Linked DNA regions of Mus musculus: regions 2 and 3 are each linked to region 1. The links are chromatin loops, found by intact Hi-C in ENCODE. Cell type or tissue: gastrocnemius. All regions are shown on one strand. Region 1 has its middle 9.1 kb from the start of Gm32759. Region 2 overlaps Gm52066 (a long non-coding RNA gene). Region 3 overlaps Smad5 (SMAD family member 5).

What was found. Peaks named below come from ENCODE experiments on the same cell type or tissue, not always from the same donor. Only the 100,000 strongest peaks of a DNase experiment are listed, where the experiment ranks them.
Region 2: a loop joins it to region 1, with 3 times the contacts of the local background. A loop is called at or near these places in 8 of 42 quality-filtered maps.
Region 3: it touches region 1 in a loop (4-fold over the local background); 8 of 42 quality-filtered maps call a loop at or near these places.

The regions. Positions count from the first base shown.
Region 1 is chr13:56,572,563-56,580,562 of GRCm38, reverse strand. No RefSeq gene overlaps it. Among named protein-coding and RNA genes, the nearest start is that of Gm32759, 9.1 kb to the left of the region's middle. In gastrocnemius, no CTCF peak of the experiment used is centred here; a DNase peak (open chromatin) is centred at 4,760; H3K4me3 peaks cover 319 bases; H3K27ac peaks cover 1,670 bases.
Region 2 is chr13:56,754,424-56,762,423 of GRCm38, reverse strand. It overlaps Gm52066 (a long non-coding RNA gene), which reads left to right. Exons shown (of 3, transcript XR_003950712.1): 3 at 1-107. Among named protein-coding and RNA genes, the nearest start is that of Gm45623, 4.6 kb to the right of the region's middle. In gastrocnemius, CTCF peaks have their summits at 3,755 (motif pointing right) and 6,491 (motif pointing left); DNase peaks (open chromatin) are centred at 3,761 and 6,403.
Region 3 is chr13:56,731,269-56,739,268 of GRCm38, reverse strand. Smad5 (SMAD family member 5) reads right to left here. Exons shown (of 7, transcript NM_008541.3): 5 at 6,198-6,419; 6 at 3,213-3,469; 7 at 1-1,934. The coding sequence ends at 1,791. Among named protein-coding and RNA genes, the nearest start is that of Gm45623, 19 kb to the left of the region's middle. In gastrocnemius, a CTCF peak has its summit at 3,580 (motif pointing right); a DNase peak (open chromatin) is centred at 3,597.

The sequences.
Region 1 (8,000 bases):
CCCCACTTGAAGGATAATAAATATATTGTTATGCAACAGCACACTCACGTCTCATGAAGGCTGGCTCTTACTATCCTGGTGAGGATGAGCATTCTGAGGGAAAAAGAGAAGGTGGCAGTACGGCTCAGTGATGAGGTCCCTCTTTGTATCATTTATGCCAGGCTACAGTAGCAGCTCCAGATCTCAGGGGTTCTAAAAAACACAGGCGACTTCTGATTCATGTCCCAGTCTATGGTGGGTTGGGTAGAGCTTTGCTCTACGTCTGTCTTACCCTTACTCAGTGGTCTAGGGTGATGGAGCAGCTAGCCTCTCACACCAAGCAAGCTGTAATGGCAGAGACAAGGAAATGAGCTAACACATACACACAGACACAGACACAGACACACACACACAGATACATACTTGCACACATGTAGACACACATCTATACACACACAAGCATGGACACACACACAGGCATACACACACACATGCATGCAGACACACATCCACACATTCATGTCTTGCGCGTGCCCAACTGGCCAGGAAGAACGATGCTGCAACAGGATCCTTTTGCACACATTTATTCAGTCCTGTTTCTTCTTTCTCTATATCTCCCTTGTTTATATCTCCCTTGTTTATATCTCCCAATAATAATAATCCTCTCTTGAATAATAATCTTCCCTCTAACCCGGGCCTCTCACTCTTATATACTCTCAGTTCCCATCCACGCACAGTAGGCCACGCCACCTCACCAGGTACGCAGCTTCAGCTAATCAGGGCAGCAGGGGCATATCTCCATCAAAATGGATTTACCGGTATCCTGGTACACCTGCGCAATTCTCAAGATGTTTGTGGCTTATATGAGGAAGTCAGGTGCAAGTCATACGACTTAGCTGCAGTCCCTGGCGCCTTTGGGACTGCCGCCACACCCGCTCCTCACATACATGCACACACATACACTCACATACACTCACACACATGCATGTACACACATATGCACACGTCCACACACACAAGCATGGACTAACACACATGCATGCACACTCACATACACTCACACACATGCATGCACACACACTCATATACACACATGCACACACAGACACACACATGCATGCACACACAAGCATGGGCATACATGCACATACCTGCATGCACACACACTCATAGACACACACACGCACACACACATACACACACAAGCATGGCTTCACATGCACACACACATGCATGCATGCACACACACTAATAGGCACACATATGCACACACACATACACACACACACACACACACACACACACACACACACTGGCTTTGCACTCACTCCCATTTCATTGGCCACAACAGACTTGTAGATACACTGCAGTGCAGTTACCTGCTGCTTAGGAGAATAGAATGTATACAATGGTTCCAAGGAGAACTCCAGGCCTTGCCCCCTTACACAGAGCTGCCTGCTGTCCCCTGCCTGTTCGTTCCTTCAGCATGCATTTTTCTACATGATTCCCAGTCTACCTTGCCCGTGATTGTCAGGATGTAGTTTGGTTGAGATAACTGGACATAATGTTTACACCCCAAGTCCATACCATAAAATGAAGATAGACAGCCAACCAAGGTGGGAATGCAGAGCAGAAGCTGAGAGCAGCTAGCCCTAAGCCTGTCCCCTGTCTGTCTGTCTGTCTCTCTCTCCTTTCCTTTTTAAAAAAAATTTATTTATTTATCTATGTATTTAATGTATATGTGTTTTCTGTCTACGTGTATGTCTACACACCAGAAGAGAGCATGGGATCCTCTGGGTCTACAGTTATAACTGGTTGTGAGCCACCATGTGGTTGCTGGGAATTGAACTCAGGACCTCTTGAAGATGAGCCAGTTCTCTTAACTACTGAGCCATCTCTCTCCAGCCCCAAACCTCTCTCTTTCAAATTCAGAAATGGAATCAAAGGAAAAACCATGTCGGCAGAATTCCAGAAGGGACCAAAAGTCTATGTCCATGCAATACCCTTCTCTTGAGTACTAAGCTGGACCTGGTAAGATGGGGGGGGGGGGATGCCATACCATGCCTCAGCTCCTTTACCAAGCAGGGAAACAGTGCAGATGTAACGGGAACAGGTCAATCCCTCTCCTCCTGGCCGCTGTGTAATGAACTTAAGTGGAGAGTACCGCGAGGCTTGGATGGGGTGTGAGTGATGTGACACATGACAGAATTCCTGATGGCTGGGAGTCCAGGTCAAGGCAGCTACAGGGCAGCTGTTGGGGCAGGGCTACTTCTGTTTCCACTATGGTGCATGGATGCTGTGTCCTCTGAAGGGAAGGAATGCTGCCCTCACTTGGCTGAAGACAGAAGGGCAAACTCCCTTTTCAAGCCCTGGTGTGTGTGTGCTCATATGTGGAGTAGTGTGTGTGGAGGGCAGAGATACCAGGAGATCTGATTCAGTATTGATGAGAGTGACAAAACGCACCTGCCTGTTCCCTCTCCTAGGTGACATCTCTACTGAGATCCTAATGAATGAGGAGTGGGGGTTGGGGATGTGGCCCGAGAGAGCAGAAAGACACTTTTCTTATTTTATTAACACAGTTTCTGTGTTTGAGATGAACATATCCACCAAAAGGAATAAATGTGTGTATGTGCTGTGTGAATAAATATATATGTGTGTAGGAGTCTTTGTGTGTGTGCGTATATAAGTATGTGTGAGTTTCATACATGTGTTAGTATGTGTCTTAGTCAAGATTTGTACTCCTGCACAAAACATCATGACTAAGAAGCAAGTTGGGGAGGAAAGGGTTTATTCAGCTTACATTTCCACATTGCTGTTCATCATGAAAGGAAGTCAGGACAGGAACTCAAGCAGGTCAGAAAGCAGGAGCTGATGCAGAGGCCATGGAGGGATGCTGCTTACTGGCTTGCTTCCCCTGGCTTGCTCAGCTTGCTTTCTTATAGAACCCAGGACTACCAGCCCAGGGATGGCACCACCTACAATGGGCCCCCCCCTTGATACTAATTGAGAAAATGTCCTCTTGCTCTCTTGTTCCTTCTCCCCCTCTCTCCCCATTCCCCTCCCCTCTCTCTCTCCACATGCTCAATACCGGTCTCTACTCCTCTGCTCCTTTGTTCTTTTAATCTCTCTCTGTCTCTCTCTGTGTTTCTCTCTCTGTCTCTCTCTGTCTCTCTCCCTCTCTCTCTCTCCCTTTCTCTGTCTCTACTACTCTCTCAACTCCCCTCCCCATGCTCTGAATAAACTCTAAAAGAGAAAGGGAGAGAGAGAGAGAGAGAGAGAGAGAGAGAGAGAAAATGTCTTACAGCTGGATCTCATGGAGGCATTTCCTCAAGGGAGGCTCCTTTCTCTGTGATAACTCGAGCTTGTGTCAAGTTGACACACAAAACCATCCAGTACAGTATATTTATGTATGTGAGTGTGTGTATATACATGTATGTGTGCATTAGTGTGTGCATGTGTGCATGTGAATATGTGTGTATGTATATAAGTTTGTGTAAGAGTGTATGTGATTTGTGTGTGTGTGTGTGTGTGTGTGTGTGTGTGTGTGTGTGTGTGTCAATACCTGTGTGAGCACTGGTTGCTTGGATTTGTTGTAACTAAGAGTTTCCAGCTGCCAAGTGGAATTAATAGAACCTGTTACTTCTCTCTTGCCCACAGCAGTCATGGGATGACTTAATGCCAAATACTCTATTCAGAATTAATTACTGGGAGCATATACATCTGAAGCCATCGTGCATCACTGACCGAAATAACAAACTTGGATATATGGGCATCTGGTTGACAGTGTGATGTCCTAAGACATGAAACAAACCGGATGGCAGACCTAGATGCTTTCACTGTATCCTGGATGAGAACCCGCTCCGAATCTGCATTTATACATGGAGTTGGCCATGTGGCCACATAAATCCTAGAGACATTCGGAGCAGATGTTGTTGAGTAGCTGGGATTCTGTAAGGACTGCATTTGAACAGAAAAGTGACACAGAGCAGGCCTTCTACATGTTCCACAGATAGAGTAATGTGGCTACTTGAAAGGAATATTTATATTGCAGATAGGCTGATTTTTAGTCAACAAATGTGATTGCTGAATTGTCTGGTCCAGGACAAGGCTGACTGTCGAATATGCAGGCATTCTGAGAGGAGGGACTAGGGCCACAGGGCAGAAGGCTGTAGGTGCCCTGTTTGTCATGGGGTCCCTTCTGCTCTTGGGTGGCAACTGAGCCCATCTCTAAGGCCCTTCCCAGTAGTGTCCACGGGTTCAGAGCCTTTTTCAAGAGAGCAGGGGTGTAACTCTGAGCTGGCCTGAAATCCCAGCCCCAGAGTCCGCTTTCTGGCAGAGTCCACGCAGAACTGCTTCATGGGATCCTCTGGGCTGTGTTTACTCCAGTGAGGCTGCTTCATCTGAAGTCATTGTTTTGATCCTCATTTGGAAGAATGTTCCAGATGTTCTTTCCTAGGGAGGAAGAACGCTCTTCTCAAACACAAATGCCTGCATTGCTGAGATAAAGTGAGTTATGTCCTGCTCCACGTGGCCTCTGGCTCCCCGGCCTGCATCCCCACCCCATCTGCCCCCTTCACGTGACCGAGTGGAATACGGCAGAATCATGGACTGGAGACTCTTCTCTCTGTAACTTGGCAAATGAAGACCTGACACGAGAGGTCTGGGGGTAAACAGATCAGAAGGAGACCTAAGCCAGACACCAGAGATGTGGTTTTCAGGCCGCACAAAGGGGAGGTTGTTTTACTTTGCTGAGATGAGCCTAGGTGCTCTGGTGAGTAAGAGCGCCCTCTTGGGCTGGGAGACTGAACTGCAGGCTAACAGGAACAAGGCTGGACAACCACCTCCGAGTGAGAGTACAGAGGAGGCCCAACTAGCTTCCTTGTCTTGGTCCTGTCTGCAAGGAGCCTCCGACTAATGTTCCTCCACAGGAGCCTACCTCAAGTTCTTCTGCATGAGACAGCCCCAAATAGCCTCTTTCAGTCTGGCAGAATGAATGTTAGACAAGAAAAGAAGACAAAAGTGTCCTCTAATGTTCCTCCACACGAGCCTACCTCAAGTTCTTCTGCATGAGACAGCCCCAAATAGCCTCTTTCAGTCTGGCAGAATGAACGGTAGACAAGAAAAGAAGACAAAAGTGTCCTTAGCTAAAAAAATCGCTTTCCTGGTTCTAGTAATTCCAAAGATCATCGAAAAGAGAGTGGGCCTTTTAGCCTTTTCTTACAGGCAGACCTGGACAGGGCACTCCCAGGCTCTCCATGATCTCAAAGATCAGCTGAGCGCTTGTCACAGACTGGTTTGTGAGCTCTGCTTGGTGATCTGTGGGAGGCACCCTGTTTTCCCTAGCACACTGTGTACTCAAATATATATATATCTAGGCAACCAGAAAGCAGTTTGAATCACACACACACACACACACACACACACACACACACACACACACGCACACACACACACACACACACACACACCCAAACCATAGACTTGGGAACACACTGCAATGGATTAGGCATGGTATTGCTAAAATTTCTTCCCTCAGGGAGATATAAACAATATCTACCTTCCTTCTATGTTTCAAGGACAAACCAAAGCATCCTTTAATCCAAGTTTACTCTGGGGAAGTGTTAGGTTCACTTATAGATTAGTGGAGGAGCCACTGTCAGCAGAGTAGTCACACTGGAAGGTCTGCACCCAGCATGCATGATGTGGAGCTAGAGTCCCCTCCTCCAGTCTATATCTCCCTACTTATATCTCAGAGATCCTGAGGCCACAAGCAGTTGGGGCAAGAACGGCATGCAAGTGGTTGGTAGGATTTTCAGGAAAAAATCCCCTGCCCTTACCTGCCTTGTTCTAAGAAACATCCATGGTCAACCAGCCCAGATGTGACTGGCTTTGGTGAGCAGTCCAGCTGAACTGGGGATGGCTGGTGTGAGGATAACCCTGGACATCACAAGCCTTCGGGGCAATTTGATGATACACAACTTTTACATTTTTATAGCATTTCAAACAGAAATGTTCTTACTGAAGATCTAACACAGACTACCAGGAAAAACCCTCCCCCTCCCTTATGAAGTCATCATAAAGTTAACCAGGGAAGCATGGCCTTTGTTGATATAATACACAGATCTTTACAGACTGGTCACTCACTGTACTTAGAAGCCCTGAGATGTCCTCAGAGCTTTGCAGTACACAAACTCGGGTGGATAACTTGGGAGCAACTCAACATTCAAGTCCTCAAGAAAATAGGTCACCCTCTAATTTCTTTAGATATTTCTTATACGTGTAAAAATTAAAATGTGTAGATTTTACTATCCTGAGAGCAAGTTGCTGAGGTCTGAAGGTATACCCCACTCCCACCCGGCAGGACAGTATTAGAAATAGGTCCTTTGATAGGTGGTTAGATTGTGGATCTGAAAGGCTCATGAATGGGAAGAGAGGCTCATGAGAGGTCTTGGTGAAAAGGCTCCACTCTGTGAGTCGGGAGCTAGTTGCTTACCAGACGCCACATCTGCCAGCCCCTTGATCTTGGAAATCCCAGCTTCCAGCCTGCAAAAAAATAAATGGCTGTTGTTTATAAGCAGCTGGGTTTATAGTGCTTCATCCAAGCATTCCGAATGGACTAACACAGCCCTTCCATTTTCCACCAGAGAACAGCGTCACGCCATGGCTTTTGATCTTTTCTCCTGGGCCAAGTTTGCTCAAGAGACATAAACTTCAGGTAATTCCTCCTGAGCCGCAGCGTGCAGAGGATGCACGATGCTGGACACTGGGGGTTTTGATGAATACCATGGGCACCACATCACCAGGGAGACATGCCCAAGGACTTAGCTTCTCATCAGCACTGATCACATTATCTAAGTATTTCTGGTTTACACAGAAGGCTTTATTTTCCTTATAAATGTTTCTGTCTTAAAGGACTTACATACCCCCCCCATAAAACAATAATAAAGATGAAATATTTGGTGAATTAGGCATGTTCCAACTTACTGCAGGGAAAAGACATGGAGACTATTTTCTAACTGAAATTTGATATTATCCTGAGTTGTGGCTACTTCCTGAAAACACGAGACAGTTGCATACATAGGCATGGTCTGGGAAAGCCTACTTCACGAGTACAATGATGTTCAGGGCACAACGTATATAAAGGCCATTTTCATCTCACCATGCCCCAGTGGAAAATCCTGGCTCTGAACTTGGACCTGTCTCAGTCTACCTCTATGCTACATTCGATTGCCTGAGCATCAACTCTCTTAGTGTGTTTGCTAAACAGGATGACATTGCCATGGATACTGGATGCTCTCCACTGCCCCATAACTTCCCTCACACAGTCTGGCACCTCCTTCCAAAGCTACCACATATGGGATCAGTTGAACATATTAGCATGTCATTTGTTCCCAACATGGGATAGGAAACCCAGAGAAAAACCTTGCTTGAAAGTAAGATCAAGAGGGAGGGGCCCTGTCTTGGGAGGGAATGGAGAGCTGGGACACGAGATTTGTCTTTGTCTTAGGACATGTTTGGGAAGTGGCATTCTGAGCTCATGGGGGAACCCTCTGGGCAAAGAAATGGATGTGGTAAAGCTGTCAGTTGAGCTAACAGAAGCCAGGGGACAAGGAGGCAAGAAAGAAGGAAGGAGACAACTTTCCCTAACCCTTGATAATAGGCACCAGGAGCCAACACTCACTGTGACCTCACAGGAGTTACACCCAGGGGGACCGCTGCTCAGCCTTCAGTTTCCTCACACCCCTGTGCCTCGTGTCACTGTGGGCCACTTGACCCCTGACACTTTCCCTGTGTGTTTGGCTGACTACAGAGGATGGTGGCTTCTCTTTCCCCATCCGAACACTCCTTGCTTGACTGTCACCAACAAGGTTCACGGGAGTATGACTGGAAAAAGACAAGAGCTGCTCCAGCTGCTCACACTACTCTCAACTCCACTGCTGGGCCAGAGTTATCGATGCCACGTCCCACTCACTGCCTTGCCCAGTCCCCGACTTTCTCTAGTCTCCTTGTCTCATAGCACA
Region 2 (8,000 bases), 180 kb before region 1:
TGCAACTAAAGCCTCTGCGTACTCAGGTAAATATACAGAATGATCCCAATCCCTCACACCTGGAGGGGCGGGGGCAGGGCGCCAGCCATATTCTGAGGACTTCTGCACCCTTACAGATCTGTCTAGAAAACATTCTCTCTCTCTCTCTCTCTCTCTCTCTCTCTCTCTCTCTCTCTCTCTCTCTCTCTCTCTCTCTCTCTCTCTGGGTGTGTGTGTGTGTGTGTGTGTGTTCTCCTTTCTAAGTCAGAGAACTCTCTGCCCCCTCACAGACCAACCCTATCTTCTTTCTATGTAGGATCCCCGGGACCTGGGGGATAGTTCCTAACTTCAGGGATGGACATTTTTGCTGTCATTCAAGGCTGTCCCAAAAGCATTGTGCACAAGATAAAAAGTAACATGCAAAAAGGCAGGGTTGAAGCAAGACACCAAAGAGAAGGGCTGCTAGCTAGACCCCTGCCCTTCCTTGCTCTGGATGCTGTGAACCTCCCCTAGACAGTTGAAACACAAAAGCTAACATTTGATCTTGTCCCTGAGTGTTACAATGTTGCCCCTTCCCTCTCACAGTTGACTTTGAGCAGTCTGACTGCCTTTTGGAAGAATCTTGGGTGTAAGCAAATGCGCATGCCCTGTACTCCCATAACACACACATCACATCACATCACGTCACGTCACGTCACGTCACATCACATCACATCACATCTATAGCTCCAAATACTAGGTTTGAATCTTGAGGACTAGGAAATCAGAGCCCCCCGGAAAGAAGGAACCTAGTTAAAGAGCTGCCTCCATAAGATTGACCTGTGAGCTTGTCTTTGGGGTATTTTCTTGATTAATGATTGATGTGGGCAGGCTCAGCCCACTCTGAGTGGTGTCACACCTTGGCAGGTTGGCCTGAGCTGTTTAATAAAGCAGGCTGAGTAAGCCATGGGGAGCCAGCCAGTAAGCAGGACCCCTCCACAGCCCCTGCTTCAGTCCCTGTTTTAGTTTCCCTCAATGAATCATAATCCACAAGCCAAATAAACCCTTTCCTGTTTTGGGTCAGTGTTAATCACAGCCACAGAAAGCAAACTAAGACAGAGACCATTAGCTTTTAAAAGCACAAGTGATTGTGATGTGAATCAGAAGAGGTCCCGGGAGGAGACACTGAGACCAAGCTGATGAATACTGCCCCGGCCCTTTGGGTTGCTCAGAAGACCTGCAGAACACCGCTATTCTCGCCAGAGTGGGTGATCAGGAACAAGAGACTCAGGCTGGATGATGGCTTGGCATGTCTTGAATGCCCTTCACTTGCTCGGGTATCTTCTTGGATGCCACAGCTCCCCACTGAAACTCGGCACCATCTACAAGGAGTGTGATCCGAAAGGCTTTTCCCAAGAAGCAGCCCCCTCTCTAACTGGGTGACGCCACCCACATCTTCCACGCCCCAGACAAGGCTACCCATCCTTCTCTGGACAGGAGTGGGAGAAGTTCTTTCCCCAGCAGAGCGGGGATACAGGGAATCAAAGCTGACTCCCAGGGAAGAGCCCCCAGGACGGAGATGCCTGAGTGTCCTCGCTGGAAGCTGAGAGGACAAGATGCCCTCATCACAAAATGGCACTGCTGATGGAGCTTCAGATTTAGATTTGAAATGCCACTTAAAGGACAGCTTCTCACTCCAACGTCTCCACACTCCGTCACGAGTCAGGCCATGGGCCTGCGTGTCCCTCTCTCCCTCCCTGCCAAGGCTAACAGGAAAAGCACTCCTCAGGTCTCCTGCATGGTTGCCTGGTCAGGGGACCTTTTTCTGCCCCTACCCATAGCTACAATCCCCAGAGCAGCTCACTATGACCTGCAGCTTTCCTTGGGAAAGGACAGTACTGTCCCCATGGCAGAGGGGAAATTTTAAAAAGGGGGGGGGGCGAGTAAGAGCTGGCCTTCTCAGACTAAGGTGCCAGGAAAGGGTTGGCTGGAGCAGTGGGTCACTGGCCACTTATAAAACAAGAGAATAAATCCTCATCCAGTCACCCTCGCCATCCCAGGGGGGACAAGCTCCAAGACGTCTCAGATACCCACATTCTTGAATACCCAAGTCCTTGTATAAAACGGAACATTATTTGCATGTGATTTGCAGCACACTATCCTGTAGTTTATTTATAATCCTAATTCAATGTCAATGCTTCCTAACTAGCTATTATCCTGCATTGTTCACAAAGCAACAACAGAAAAGAAAAAAAAAAGGCAAACTGGTTAACACATTCTGTTTTCCTGAATATTTTCTCCCCCAGCCAGTTGAACCTGCCCATGCAGACAGGGAGGGCTGACTGTAGTTTTATGGGGAGACAAACCAAGTTGCTGGGAAAGTCATAGTTTCCCATCTGAAATGAATACCCTCCTGCAAATGGGCTCTCTCCCTCTTTTTGCCAACTCTGTGTTGGATGGATGGAGAGGGGCTGGTGTCAAAAGTGGACACTCTCAGAGGCTGACCAAGTAATTCCAGACTGGTTGGTGTCCATGGACTCGGGCTCTGTGCGGGCCAGGCCAGCTACCAGGAGCTCCTACTGAAGAGCCTCCTCAAAAAGCCTGGGCTCAGAGGTTTGGCCTTGTCTTCTGGGAGTGGTATGAGGCAAATGGGCCCCTGTCTCTGCCTCACCAGGACTGATCCCTGAGAAGAGCTGGTAGCCCAAAGCTCCAGCCTGTTCTCCCATGGCCTGGAGCAACACCAATCCCCACAGGTGGCCCAACTGTGGTATGGACTGGTAGTGAGTCCCTCAGCCTCCTGATGAATGCTGCTCCAGCCACAGGGCTGACTGTAGGTCACAGGGGCCATCCCAGTACCTCTTCATCAGGCTGCCTATGTAGACTAAAGAACTGTCCCTGCAGGTCTTTCCTCTTAGAGTTCCTATTGATGTGAAGAGACACTATGACCAAAGCAACTCTTATAAAGGAAAAATATTTAATTGGGGACTGCTTTGCAGTCCAGAGGTTTAGTCCGTTACTATCACCTCTAGAAACACGGGGGCACACAGACAGACGTGGTGCTGGAGAGGTTGCTGAGAGTTCTACAACTGTATCATCAGGGAACAGGAAGACAGACTGAGCCACACTGGCCTGCTTTGAGTGTTTAAAACCTCAAAACTTGCCCCCAAGGGACATACTTCTTCCAACAAGGCCATACCTACTCCAAGAAGAACACACCTCCTAATATTGCCTATGTGAGCCTTGGGGGGCGGGGGGGGGGGTGATTCTCATCCAAACCATGGGCCTGAAAGCTACGTTGGCAAGTTTGATCTTCTTTCCACACTCGGAGCCTTTGTCAGGTTTTTTTTAAACATTGACTTTGATTCTGTTTTCTGTACTAAGTCAATGCTCACTTTTAAAACCAAATCCTGAGTCTTATTCTCAGAGAGGGCCCCAAAAAGTGTACAAACTCCAGGCTTCATTCTAGACCTGAGAATGGACCTCGGAAGAGCACAGGCAGGAAGCTGCTGAGAGCTCTGTTCCCAGCAACAGAGGCTAGGCCTGGGCGGAAGCAACCCCAGCAGAAATGTAAACCAGAGGAAGAGGTAATCTGCCCAACGATGTCCTGAAGCCTGGAATTCCAGTGGGCCTGAAACTACTGACCACAGACATGACACACTGAGCCAGCCCGGCCTCACTCTGTAACTTCCCCAGCACTTGGGAGGCTGAGGCAAGAGGACTGTTGTCACAGGTTCAATGACAGCTTGGCTACAGTGAAAACATAGCTTGAAAAACAAACACGGTAGAGACACTGACCACAAGGGGGCGCTCACCCCAGCCCAGACACAGGCAAGAGCTATGGTTCGCTCCAAGGCTGGGAAGATTCAGAAGGGAGGAACTGCCTGCTGGGGCCAGAGCCAAGAGAGAAGGCTTCTGGGGAAGGGTGAACCCCTGCCACCTATTTCTTCTCCCAGAATTCAACACGCTACAAAGGGTCTCCGGCCCCGGCCCAGCAAAAGGATAGCTTCCTGTTGAATCAGCACACTCAGAACTACCACTAAGTCCTACATCATGCCTCACAAGAGACTCCAATGGGGCGGCATTTGCTTGGGAACCTCTCACAGGCCTGGCTGATAGAGTTCTTCCCCCACCCCTTTTCCAGAATCACCCCAGTACTGTGACTGCTGGGTGGCTTCTTGTACCTACATATCCTATTCATCGTAGGTGTTCCCATGTGCGTCTCAGAGGTCCCCCTCCAACAGGGTAACATTAGTTTTTCCTCAGCACAACCCAAAGAAACCAAGAGACGGAAAAAGCAATGTTACTATGCAGTTAGCTTGACATGGAAGCTACCCCGAGAAGAACAAAGCCACCACCCCTCCCAATGGTTAGTAGGCCTTTCACAGATAACCTCGGCAACTGTAGCCAGTGATGACCCAGTTGTGGTCATTTTAAGAAATAAACAACAAATAGCCCCAAGATTAGACTCCAAAATGACCCGATTTTCCAAATGAGAACAGGCAATAGGCTTGGAGAATGGACAGGGAAGTGTGAAGGAGGAGTCTCGCAGAAGGTGGGGTTTACTATGCCAGGAACGGGTACCTCCTCTTTGTCCTCAGTCCTGGCAAATCCATGCGTCTCTGGTTGAATCAGAAGCTGGGGCAGGAACAGTTAAAACATAAGAATAAAAACCTACTCCCAAACCAAAACCTGTTCTGCAGGAAGGGTATCTCCAGAGTTCGCTGAGAGGAGGTCTGAGCCCACCCACGCTCCCTCACAGCAAAGTCTCTTCATCTCGGACCGTCACCCCCAACCTGTCTGGCAATAAACGGTTTCACAATGGTTCCCCGAGCATTTAGAAGAAACAGAAATGGCTTCACCAAGCACTGCACCGTTTCAGCAAGTTTACAAAATCCTGGGGCTCAGTGCTCCCCATCTCTCAAGTTTCCACTCAACAGCCCGGCAAGTGGCTGACATAGCAGGAGGGCGTCCTTACCCCCCCCCCCCGCCCCTGTCCCCCAGGTCTCTGCAGGCAGGCACCAGGAAAGGCGCGCATGCCACTTAACAACTGCGTAATGGGAGAGAGGTCTTTGTGAGTTCACAGTTCTGTGGCCCCTGCCTGTCAACGGCGGCCTCAGAGCCCCCTTTTATAATCTTTCTCAAGACTTAAATGTGTGAGTACACAAAGCGCCCTTAATGGAAGGTCGCTCTGGCTTGTATAAAAAGCTGTGTAAACTTCATCTCTGCATTTACTCAGTACCAGCCTTGTTTAATTTCCTGCCCGTGGATGTTCAGGGAACGTGATCAACCTCAGGGCTCCGAATATCTTTCAGAAAATCAACTGTGGCTTCCCCATCGATACCAGAGGGCTCCCCAGAAGGACAATATAGATGTACCCCCTCCAACTCTGTCAAGGAAAGGCAGCTTGACAACGTGCTCCTGTATAGACTGCGTGGACACCCCCAGATGGTGGAATTGGAGGCTCCCTTACAGTACAAACACATCAGGGTGACCTTGACAAGTGACTCCCCTTCCTGGGTTTTATCTCTTGCCTGGGGTACATACAGGAATGGCAGTGTCATCATGGGCTGCAGTGCGGGAGATGAACCCTAAAGCTCAAGCCTGCTCCATTTGGGATAGGGCCATGAACAGAAACAGTCTGCCATGAGGGAAAACTCAGACGACGTCAGCATCCTTCAGTGCCATGTGGGAGGAGTGAGTGGCATCAGGGACCTCAGGATCAGAGATGACCTTTGTCCCCGCCATGAGCCTGTGGTGCTGCAGGGACCCTCCCTTTGCACCAAGCCCTCTTCACAGACCCATGTTCCACAGCCTTGACCTAGAAACACAACCTGTTTCCTGAGTAGGGAAGTCTATCCGCTATCAAGCCTCCCTATACAATCCAAAAGCATTGTCCGTCCCAGGATGCCCCTTCCCACCTGAGCTGCCCACACAGCTGCAGGGAACCCACTACCTGGGCTCTCATCTAGCCAGGCTGGTGCCCAGCTCAAGCGTGTAAAATGCCTCACCACTTCCCATCCAGAGCTCAGGAGGGAATTCCAGGCCAGGCCCCAAACCGAGCCAGCCAAGCCTTTCAATCAAGTCGCACAAGGACCCAGAACTACTCCTCCATCCCGGCCCTACCCCACGAGGACCACTGTGTGGCTATGGTGCCAGTAAGACCTGTTCTGGTTTGGCATGTCTGTAAAGTCCCACCTCTGTTCACATGCTGTGAGAAATAGGTCAGGCCTACAGAGAAAGTGACTCCTGCCCCTGCAACTGTGGCCCTGCATTGGTTATGTGACGGTGTCCTGTGCTAACAAGGATAAAATTTGGCACCTCTCCAAGCCAGCTTTCCCATCAGATAAGGGAGTTGTTGGTCTAAACGGGAGCCAAACATGGAGGCCCAGAGACCTGTGTTCTTTAAGCACAAGGATTGATTGCCAGGACCAAGGCTGTCAAGGTTGGCAACTGAGCGGGTGTGGGCAGCGCTGAGTTTGCCTTTGCCCTAACTTCAACAGCGCCCCCTCCTGGCCCAGGGAGGCTCTGCAGAGTCCCCCACAGGGAAGCGCAAAAGCCCTTGGAGCTCTTCAGTGAATGGTAGTTCATCACTGTGCTTGGGACCACAGTTTCAAGTCCGAATGGGAGTGCCCAGGGTGCGTCTGCAGCACCAAGAAGGGGTTTGTGAGGATGGCCTCTGGCCAGGCACACCTTGGCCACTGTTCATACTGAGTCCCCACAGTATGAACAACTCATCTTCAGGCCATTTTGCCCAGGTGAATTCCGTCTGAGCAATGGGCAGCCAGTCACTGGGGTACTGTCTTTGCAAGCCCAGTGTGCAGTGGGGAGAAAGGACTGGCTAACTTCTCCTTCCATTGGCTCGTTCAACAGACATCCTAGGTTTTCCCTGGGTACTCACTACATATGGGGGGGGGGAGGCATAGACATGCACTTGACTGGTTGTGTCAAGCTCTCCCACAATCGGTGAGGTAACAAAATTGACACTAGGGTGAGGAGTGAGAGAGAGACTGCCTGCTGAGGAGTGTGGCAGCTGCTGTTTGCCTCCTGCATGAGACAAGGACTTGCTACTCCCCCCCCCCCCTCCACACACAAACACACACACACCACACACACCATCCCCAGTCCCTCGGACTGCCCACTAGAAAGTTCTAGTTACCAAGCCTTTCCCAGGCCTCTCCATCTGAGTCGCCCATGACCAGCTCACGTTCTCTTCTTGACTCTTTATGGGAGAGTGGAGCAGGCAAGGGTTGCTGAGCAAGTGACCAACTCCCGCGGAAGCCTGAGTCCCCACAGTATGAACAACTCATCTTCAGGCCATTTTGCCCAGGTGAATTCCGTCTGAGCAATGGGCAGCCAGTCACTGGGGTTCTATGCAAACTGGCAACACCTGGGGGCAGGGCAGGGGGGGAAAGAAATGGGGATGTGGCAGGTGTGAGGGTCTGAGCAAGAGCAGCTTAGAGAAGCTTCCTTCCTGGTCGCAGTTCTTCACTGAGGGACATCAGGGCAGGAGCTCAGCCTGCAGGCAGGAAGGGGAGCAAGAGCCACCGAGGAGCCGGGCGTGGTGGCGCACGCCTTTAATCCCAGCACTCAGGAGGCAGAGGCAGGCGGATTTCTGAGTTCGAGGCCAGCCTGGTCTACAGAGTGAGTTCCAAGACAGCCGGGGCTACACAGAGGAACCCTGTCTCGAAAAACCAAAAAAAAAAAAAAAAAAAAAAAAAAAAAGAGCCACTGAGGAACTCTTCTCACTGGCTTGCCTCCCATGGCCTGCGTTCTCATGCTATGCGACCCTGGATCACCTCCTCAGGGATGGCACAGACACCTCCCACAAAACCATTGCTCAAGAAAATACCCTACAGACGTTCCCATGGTAAATTTTCTCAGTTTGAGATTCCCAGATGACTCTTGCATATGGTCAAATTGACCATAAACAAACAAACAAACCAGCTCACCCCCTTAATTAAATGTTCTACCTGATGGCCTATGGCTGCTCATAAATCAGCCTCCCCACTCCCACCCCCACCCCCACCCCACCTCCAAAAAGG
Region 3 (8,000 bases), 160 kb before region 1:
AGGAACATGAACGGTTTCTGCCTCGGCTATAAAGCAGACATCTCTCTCATGGAGCTGACACACTCTTGCTATGGAATACTTATGTCTACAGCTCAAGCTACTGAAGGCTATCAAGGAGCCCTCTCTGAAGGAGCAAAGCCACCCAATGGTTGCACTCTGAAAGGCAATAAATAATGGCACAGAAAACAAAAGGAATCCCCCCCCCCAAAAAAAAAAATAGCTGTTTTCCTCATAAAGGCAGGAAGGGCACTCTAAAAAGTCAAACCAAAATTACATTTTCAGCAGAAGAACCAAGTGGCTCTGTATATTTTCAAAAGGCACCAGAAAAAAACCTTTCTCACTCTGATAGGCAAATGAGGCCTTTTTCTTTATCAAAGTAGTGTCTTCATTCTCAGGCCATGACTGTCCATCTCAGGCCATAACTGCTCCCTAGAAAGTGGTTAAGAGTCCTAAGGACAAGGCACAGTGAACTAGATGAGTGTCTTAAGAGTGTTCACATCCAACAGTGTTGTGGAGATTAGCGTCCATGTAGGTTCTAAAAGGATAAAAAGAAAGAGGCAGAGCGTTGATGCAGAGAGACAAGCCTACACTCTACATTGTCTTGCTATATGACATATGACATGAACTATCCCAATCCCTATTGTGATTCACTTACACCAACAGCCTCATTCTTGGGCCAACCAAAGAGCCTCTACTGGCTACACTGCACGAGTCCTTGTATGACAAGTCTGGTAAGGAGCAAAGGTATTCATACATACATAACCTTTCAATGTCAATAATGCTCATAACATTGTAGGGGACTAACAGGCACCTTAGCTGGAGCTATAGAAGAACAACATTATAAACTACATTGGAAATTAAAGGCTAGAAAAAGCAGCACAGCTCACAGCTGTCATCTCTAAGTGGTCGTGTTGCACAAAGGAGTGCCAAGGCAGCGAGGAGGAGCTCTAAAACCAGGCCACCTAATAGTATTTTACCAGAGGCTACACTAAGACAGTCACCCATAAAAGTGCAAAATGAAAAGATTAATGCACAGGAAAATTAGAGTTCTTGAATTGTTGGCCCAAAGCAGCAAACAATGCTGAACAAGGCCACAGAGCACATAGTAACTAACTGTTAAGTAGGACTTACAACAAATTTGAGTAAATGAGAAATACTTGAAGTTTTTAAAAAGGAATTGTTTTACAAAATATATATGGCATGAAGTCACATTACACTGATGAATATTACCTATATTAAATGTAAATGTATGACGTCCAGAAATCTACCACCTTGCTTTCACTGAACACGTTAGGACTGCAGTGTCCTTCAAACAAGATTCAACAGTTTCCTTTAAGCAAGCCCTACTTTGAGGTTTTGCAAACAATGTATGCTTTTTCAAAGGTGGTAAGGCAAAGAAATTCCCAGAGAAATATCATCTACTGCTTTCCACAATATATGTTCTCTTATAGGATAAAATTTCATTATGTGATGAACTACTTTGTAAAAAAAATTTAACAAATTAAAAAACGTTGGGACAATAAGAAAAAGTACGTTCCAGTTTAAGATCAATGCTAAACATTTCAACAGGGGCAAAATACTCTACATCGTTTACAATACTTTTGAAAGTTAATCACAATGAACACGAATACAAACAAATGTAATATCATCATAAAATACAAATGTGTTGGTCACAATTACGTAGAAAAAATAATATCTGTTTTCCATGTCAGCTCACAGCATCTGTACTGGAAATTCCTCTAAAATTAAAACAAGTCCACTAAAAATATAGTTGAAAGAATACTTCTGCACTATGAAACAGAAGAAATGGGGTTCAGCGGAGAGCCCATCTGAGTAAGGACTTTATCCAGCCACTGCAGAGGCCCGTGGAGGTGAATCTCAATCCAGCAGGGAGTACTGGTGACGTCCTGTCGGTGGTACTCTGCTCCCCAGCCCTGGAAATGAACAGGCAGCAAAGCAAATCGCTCTTGAACAGTCAACAGTCCACACTAACTTTAACAATAAAAAGCTTAACTGCAGAAACACATAAGACTTACTTAAACTACAGAAAACCAGTAAGCACTCACATATGGTATTAAAAGACACATCTGCAGTATTCAACTCTTCAACAAATAACAGAATTTCTCAGACACAGACCCATAGGACTAAGAACATGTTTAACTGTTACAAAAACTCCAGACTATGATCCTTCACAGCTAAATCATGCCGTGCTGTGATACATATTCTCACTGAGTAAATAAAGCCCACGCCCTCATGGGGCAGACTTGGGGGGCTCCTGTCCCTGCGTGTTTGTATCTGATGAGAGAGTATGGACACTGACCGACCCATATCATGTAGTTCACTGTATGCCAGAATCACATCAAGCCCTTATCCCTAAAGGTGAGAAATTAACCAGATAAAGTAAGCTTCGGATAAAAACTGAAAAATGTGGGGCGGTTTTGGTTCTACTTTCATTTTCCTGATTTATCAAGTTTTCTGTCCCACTGATTATAGTAGCTCTGCTCCAGGGAAACTAGGGGGATGGAGGAAAGAGAAATGGGGCAGCAGGGGAACTGGACAATTAAAAAAAAATCACACTTCAAAAGGGGGAGAGAAAGTAAATTCAGACCTCTGATAAACAGCAAGGAAAGTGTGGACTGGGCTTACATGCCAAAATAAAAAAACAAAACAAAACAAAACAAAACAAAACAAAACAAAACAAAACAAAACAAAACACAAGCCTACTTCTGCTCTTCCTGACCCAGGAGGGTGCACTTCCAACTGCTGAAACTCACCACTCTGAGTCTCTCAACATTTTGTTAATGAGACACAATCTTTATAATGGTCAGTGAGCTCAGGCCATGAGAGTGACAGGCCTTATAAGTCCTTTGCCACAGGCCTGAGACACAAGTGATAAAGCACTATAAATGTCCCTATTACTGCAGTGGGACTGGAGCCAGTCAAAATGCAATGTTAATGTTAAATACTTTCTAATAACTTAGTCTATTAGATGAAATACTTTGTAAATCAAACCTCTACCCATTATTGAAATTAATCTTGGATCTTATGTGTAGATTACAAAATGAATCATATGGTTAAAGGGATAAATTCAAAAAGTTCACTCAAATGTATGAAATTGAGTCAAAAACACTGCTTAACTTCATTTAATAATTCCTTATAATGCATGCACACTTACAATGACTGAAGTCACATTATACACCGTAGCTACTCACCTTGACAAAGCTCATTCGAATGGTACACATCTTGGTGAGCTCATACACAGCCTCGAATCCATGGTTGACTGACTGAGCCAGAAGCTGAGCAAACTCCTGATTGTTAAAAATCTTGAGGCTGCAGCTGCTGGGGATCTTACAGACGGTGGTGGGATGGAAGCCATGGTGAAAGTTGCAGTTCCTACTCTGAACAAAGATGCTGCTGTCACTAAGACACTCAGCGTACACCTCCCCACCAACGTAGTATAGATGAACACCTTAAAGAGACAGGCAACAAGAGAGATGGCTTAGCAAATGGTTGTGAGACACCACCAAAGCACCCAGGATGCACAGCAAACTCCAGTAATGCTCAGATTACAACCACCACTAGATGGCCTTCAGCAGCCAGAAATTATCTCCACAACTCTACGAGAGCCTCAAGAGGCCAAGCCTCGGGCTGGAGTTGGCAGGTTTGTAAACTGCCTGACCCCGGAGTTTGTGTTCCCTTTTCTCATCACCGTTTGTTTCTCTAGAAAGGAAAAGGTGCTCTTTAACATTTCTTTTTATGAATACTTTCCAAAAAGTCATCATAAATGTTAGTGATGTTTTCCACCCTGTTTGCTAACAAAGAAGACCACAGCATTTTAATCATTACCCACAGAAACCCAGACACACATATGTGATGCCAGATTACAGAAAATTTTAAGATAGCAGGCTCATCTTCCTTTGCTTTTAAAAGCCTTCTCTCTTTACTTCTGGGTTTGTTTGTTTGTTTGTAAATGAAAGTGGAGCAATGGCTCAAAAGTTAAGAGCACTGGCTGCTCTTGAAGAGGACCCATACTGGATTGCCAGCACTCACATGGAGGCTCACAACCATCTCACTCCAGTCCCAGGAGATGGCCCGCTTCTGGCCTCTAAAGGCACTGTATGCATGCAACACTCAGACATACCTGTAGGCAAAATACCTATACACACAAAATAATATAACTTTTTAAAATTTTCTAGAAATATATTTATGAGAAACCAGTTCTGATAGTAAAATTTAAGCTTTATTACTAAGAAGCTGACTCAGAAAATGCTTTTCCAATATATCTAAGAAGTACCTCAAGATTTTCTTCCCCACAGGTAGACAGTGCTACAAATTTGGTGTATATCCTTTAAATGCAGCACATATTGAGTTACAGTGGTGGTTTGAATATGCTTGGCTCAGGGAGCGGCACTATTAGATGTGGCCTTGTTGGAGGAAATGTGTCATTGTGGGAGTGGCTTTGAGACCCACTGCCTGAGGACAGGCGTCCTCTGGATGGAGATAAAGAACTCTCAGCTCTTCCAGCCCCATGTCTGCTTGGACTCTACCATGCTCCCACTTTGATGATAATGGACTGAACCTCTGAACCTGTAAGTCAGTCCCAATAAAATGCTGTCCTTGTAAGAGCCGCCTTGGTCATGGCGTCTGTTGACAGATATAGAACCGTAACTCAGACAGCTACATACACTTCTATAGAATACATTTGTGTGCTTCTGGGGATAGGAGGATTTGCTGTTTTTGTGTTTGCTTGCTTGTTTTTTTTTTATAAAGGAAACGGGTGTCACAGTCTATTGCTCAGAAGCACACAGTCTTGCTTCACTCAGTCAGCATGCTGCCAACCGCCATATTCTAGATAAGAGAGAACACTGACTGCCCTCAATGGACATGTTTCCATTATTGTCTGTGTTCACACAAAATGCCTACTTTAGCAGGATCTCCATAAATGTAAATCTCTGTTCAAACAGAAGTCACAGAATTGTGTCAGCATATGGTATTAAAAAAATGTGGCTTGCTTCTGAGTAAACAGAAATGGATTCTGGAGTGGGAACACTGGTAAGTAATTGAAAACTGATCCAAAGAGATGTCCCTTAAATGATCTCACTGTAGGGGAATTGACAGAGAAACATATACAGGAGACACAGTTCACAAAAAAGGTTTGGACAAGTTGACAACAAAATCAATAAAAACTGTTCACATTGTTTTGTTGTTTGTTTGGGGTGTTTTTATTTGTTTGTTTGAATTACGAATGTCTTGCTATGTAGCCCAGGCTGGCCTTGAACTTGGGACCTACTTGCCTTAGCCTCCCTGGTGCTGGGATTGCATGTGTAAGCCACTGCACCTGGCTTCAGATTATCTTTCTGAATCTCATCCATAAGAAAACCTACCACAATTATTGTTGTCTGCCATTGCTGCTAACTCCCACTAAGATGTAAATCAAAGGAGCACAGAACAGCAGGCTACACAAGCCAAGCCGCTCCAGCTCCTGGGACATGCAGCACACCCTACAGAGGCGGACCCTCTGAGGTGTGACACTGCATCCCATGAAGTATGCAGAGTGCTACCAACCAAGATCCATGTTGGTTTATAAGGAAACTCTGACGTATGAGGTCTCTGGATATCCATACTCTATTTTCCACCCCAAACTCCACTGCCTCCATACTGTGCTAATCTTACAGGAGCAAACACTCCAAGTGCAATACTTTTTACATTTCTAATCCCTCTTTAACATGCACATATTTTTCCAAGATTTTATATACATATACATACATATATACACACATATGTACACATATATACATACATATATATACATTCAGAGAGTAAAAGAAAGACAGACAGACAGACAGACAGAGAACGAGGCATGCAATGTATTAGTTACTGTGGATACTGCTGTGAACAAGGTAAATTTCTATCCCTTATATTCCAATTAGGCCCTAACTTAATTTGTCCTAATTGTTAGGGTAAATACTCAAGAACAAATGAACAATAGGATTCCAGATCTTTAGTACTAGAAACAAAACTTAAGCAGGATAAAAAAGAGAAGACTAGTTGTATCTTTATTTAATCACATTCTTTAATATTTGCAACTTGAGGTAAATGCCATGCCTTAAGACTTTTTGGATGGTTCAATGAATTGTATCCAGCCGGTACAAAAACATGATTTAATTCAACCGAATGAAAAGAAACGACAAGATTACCTTTTCCAATATGCCGCCTAGTGTTTTCAATAGTTGAATTACGATTAACATTTGACAACAATCCCAGGCAGAATCTACTTTTGTTATTTGAAGGATCTGTAAATCCATCTACTAACACACTAGTAGAAGATGCATGAAAAGCTTCCCCAACACGATTGTTTAATTCATAGTAGACAATCGAACACCAGTGTTTGGGCTCCTCATAGGCGACAGGCTGAACATCTGAAAACAGAAGAGAGGTTTAATAACTCATTATCCCAAACACCAACTTCTGTGTAAATTTACCGTTCATCCTAACCATCTAATGTCCTAACCATTATGTGACAAAGAAAATAGATACTTCATTTAAATTTTACTGACATCCTGGCTTAGAGTCCAAGGCAACTTACGTTGGCCTGCTCTAGACAGCTATAATAAAATATCACAGACTGAGAGGCTTAAATTCAAGACAAAACAACAATAGCAAAACCACCACAATTGTTTTTCACAGTTTGCTCTAGAGGCTCTGATATCAAGGTATCAGCAAATGTGCTGTCTAGTAGAGTGTTCATGAGTGTGTGCCCGTGTGCCCGTGTGTGTGTGCCCGTGTGTGCCCGTGTGTGTGTGTGTGTGTGTGTGTGTGTGTGTGTGTGCTCAAGTGTGAATGCAAGTGTGCAGGTGTGTGCATGTAGATGTAGAGATCAGAGGACAACCTTTAGAAGTTGGTTCTTGCCTTCTACTTTCTTTTAAGTCAGGGTCTCTCTTGTTTCTGCTTTGCCACATACTCTAGGTTAGCTGACCTTTGAGATTTAGGAAATTCTCCTGCATCCACTTCCATCTTACTGTAAAAGTGCTTCAAACACAGAGATAGGCAACGGTTCTTTGTATAGTGGTTCCAGGGATCTGAAATGAGGTCGTCAGGCTTGTGGAAACAAGTTCTTTTTATACACAGAGCCAGCTTCCTGGCCTCTGTATCTAATCATGTAAAGACAATTGTATCTCAAAGACCCTAATCTCAGGAATTTATTAAGCCTAATAGCCTCTTAAATGGCCTTATCTCTAAGTAGCATTATACCAAGGGCTAGGTTTCAACCTAATCAGAGAGACTAACAATAGGTCCATTACTATTTCACCTCTGTCTCACGTAAATCCCATCTCCCAAGTCCCCAGAGTCTTAGTCCACACTGAACTGCAGTGTGTCCTGTAGTGGTGTGCTCTAAGCATCATCAGCCCATGCACGGCTCAGCCCCTGATGAAACAATCACCCTCAGGGACAGCTCTTCTGAGTTTACAGCCAGCTTAAAATGTCCTGTCTTATAAAAGTCTAACAGTCTCCCTTACCCTGATCCCCCTGTGCGCCCTCAAGTCAAATGCACTGCTCCTGACAGAGGGAACTTATCAGGCCCCTACTCCACACCCACACTAATCACTCCCAAACGTAAATCTCAAAGTGTCTCTCCAAATACACGTTATTATTTGCAATGTGTAGAAAGTGAAAAGTCTCTTAAATCTTAAGTTCTTTTTAAAGTAACAGTTCCCCCTTTAATCTTTCTTTTTATATATTATTAGTAGTAATCAGGAGAAACCAGACAATCTCTTGCATAAAAATCTCTCCTGCTAAAGAACAGACTGTGTATCTCTAAAGTGCTACAGCGGCACCCATTCTAGGTACCAACTTCTTCAGGTGGCTTAGGATGATCTAGTAAGCAACACTGATGGAGTGATGCAAGCAACAGAGCTCTGCTCACAGTCCTGCGTCAGGGAGGGAGTCTGGGGTCAAGGTGGCAGTAGCTTCAGTGTTTAATGAAGGGCCACTTCCTGGCT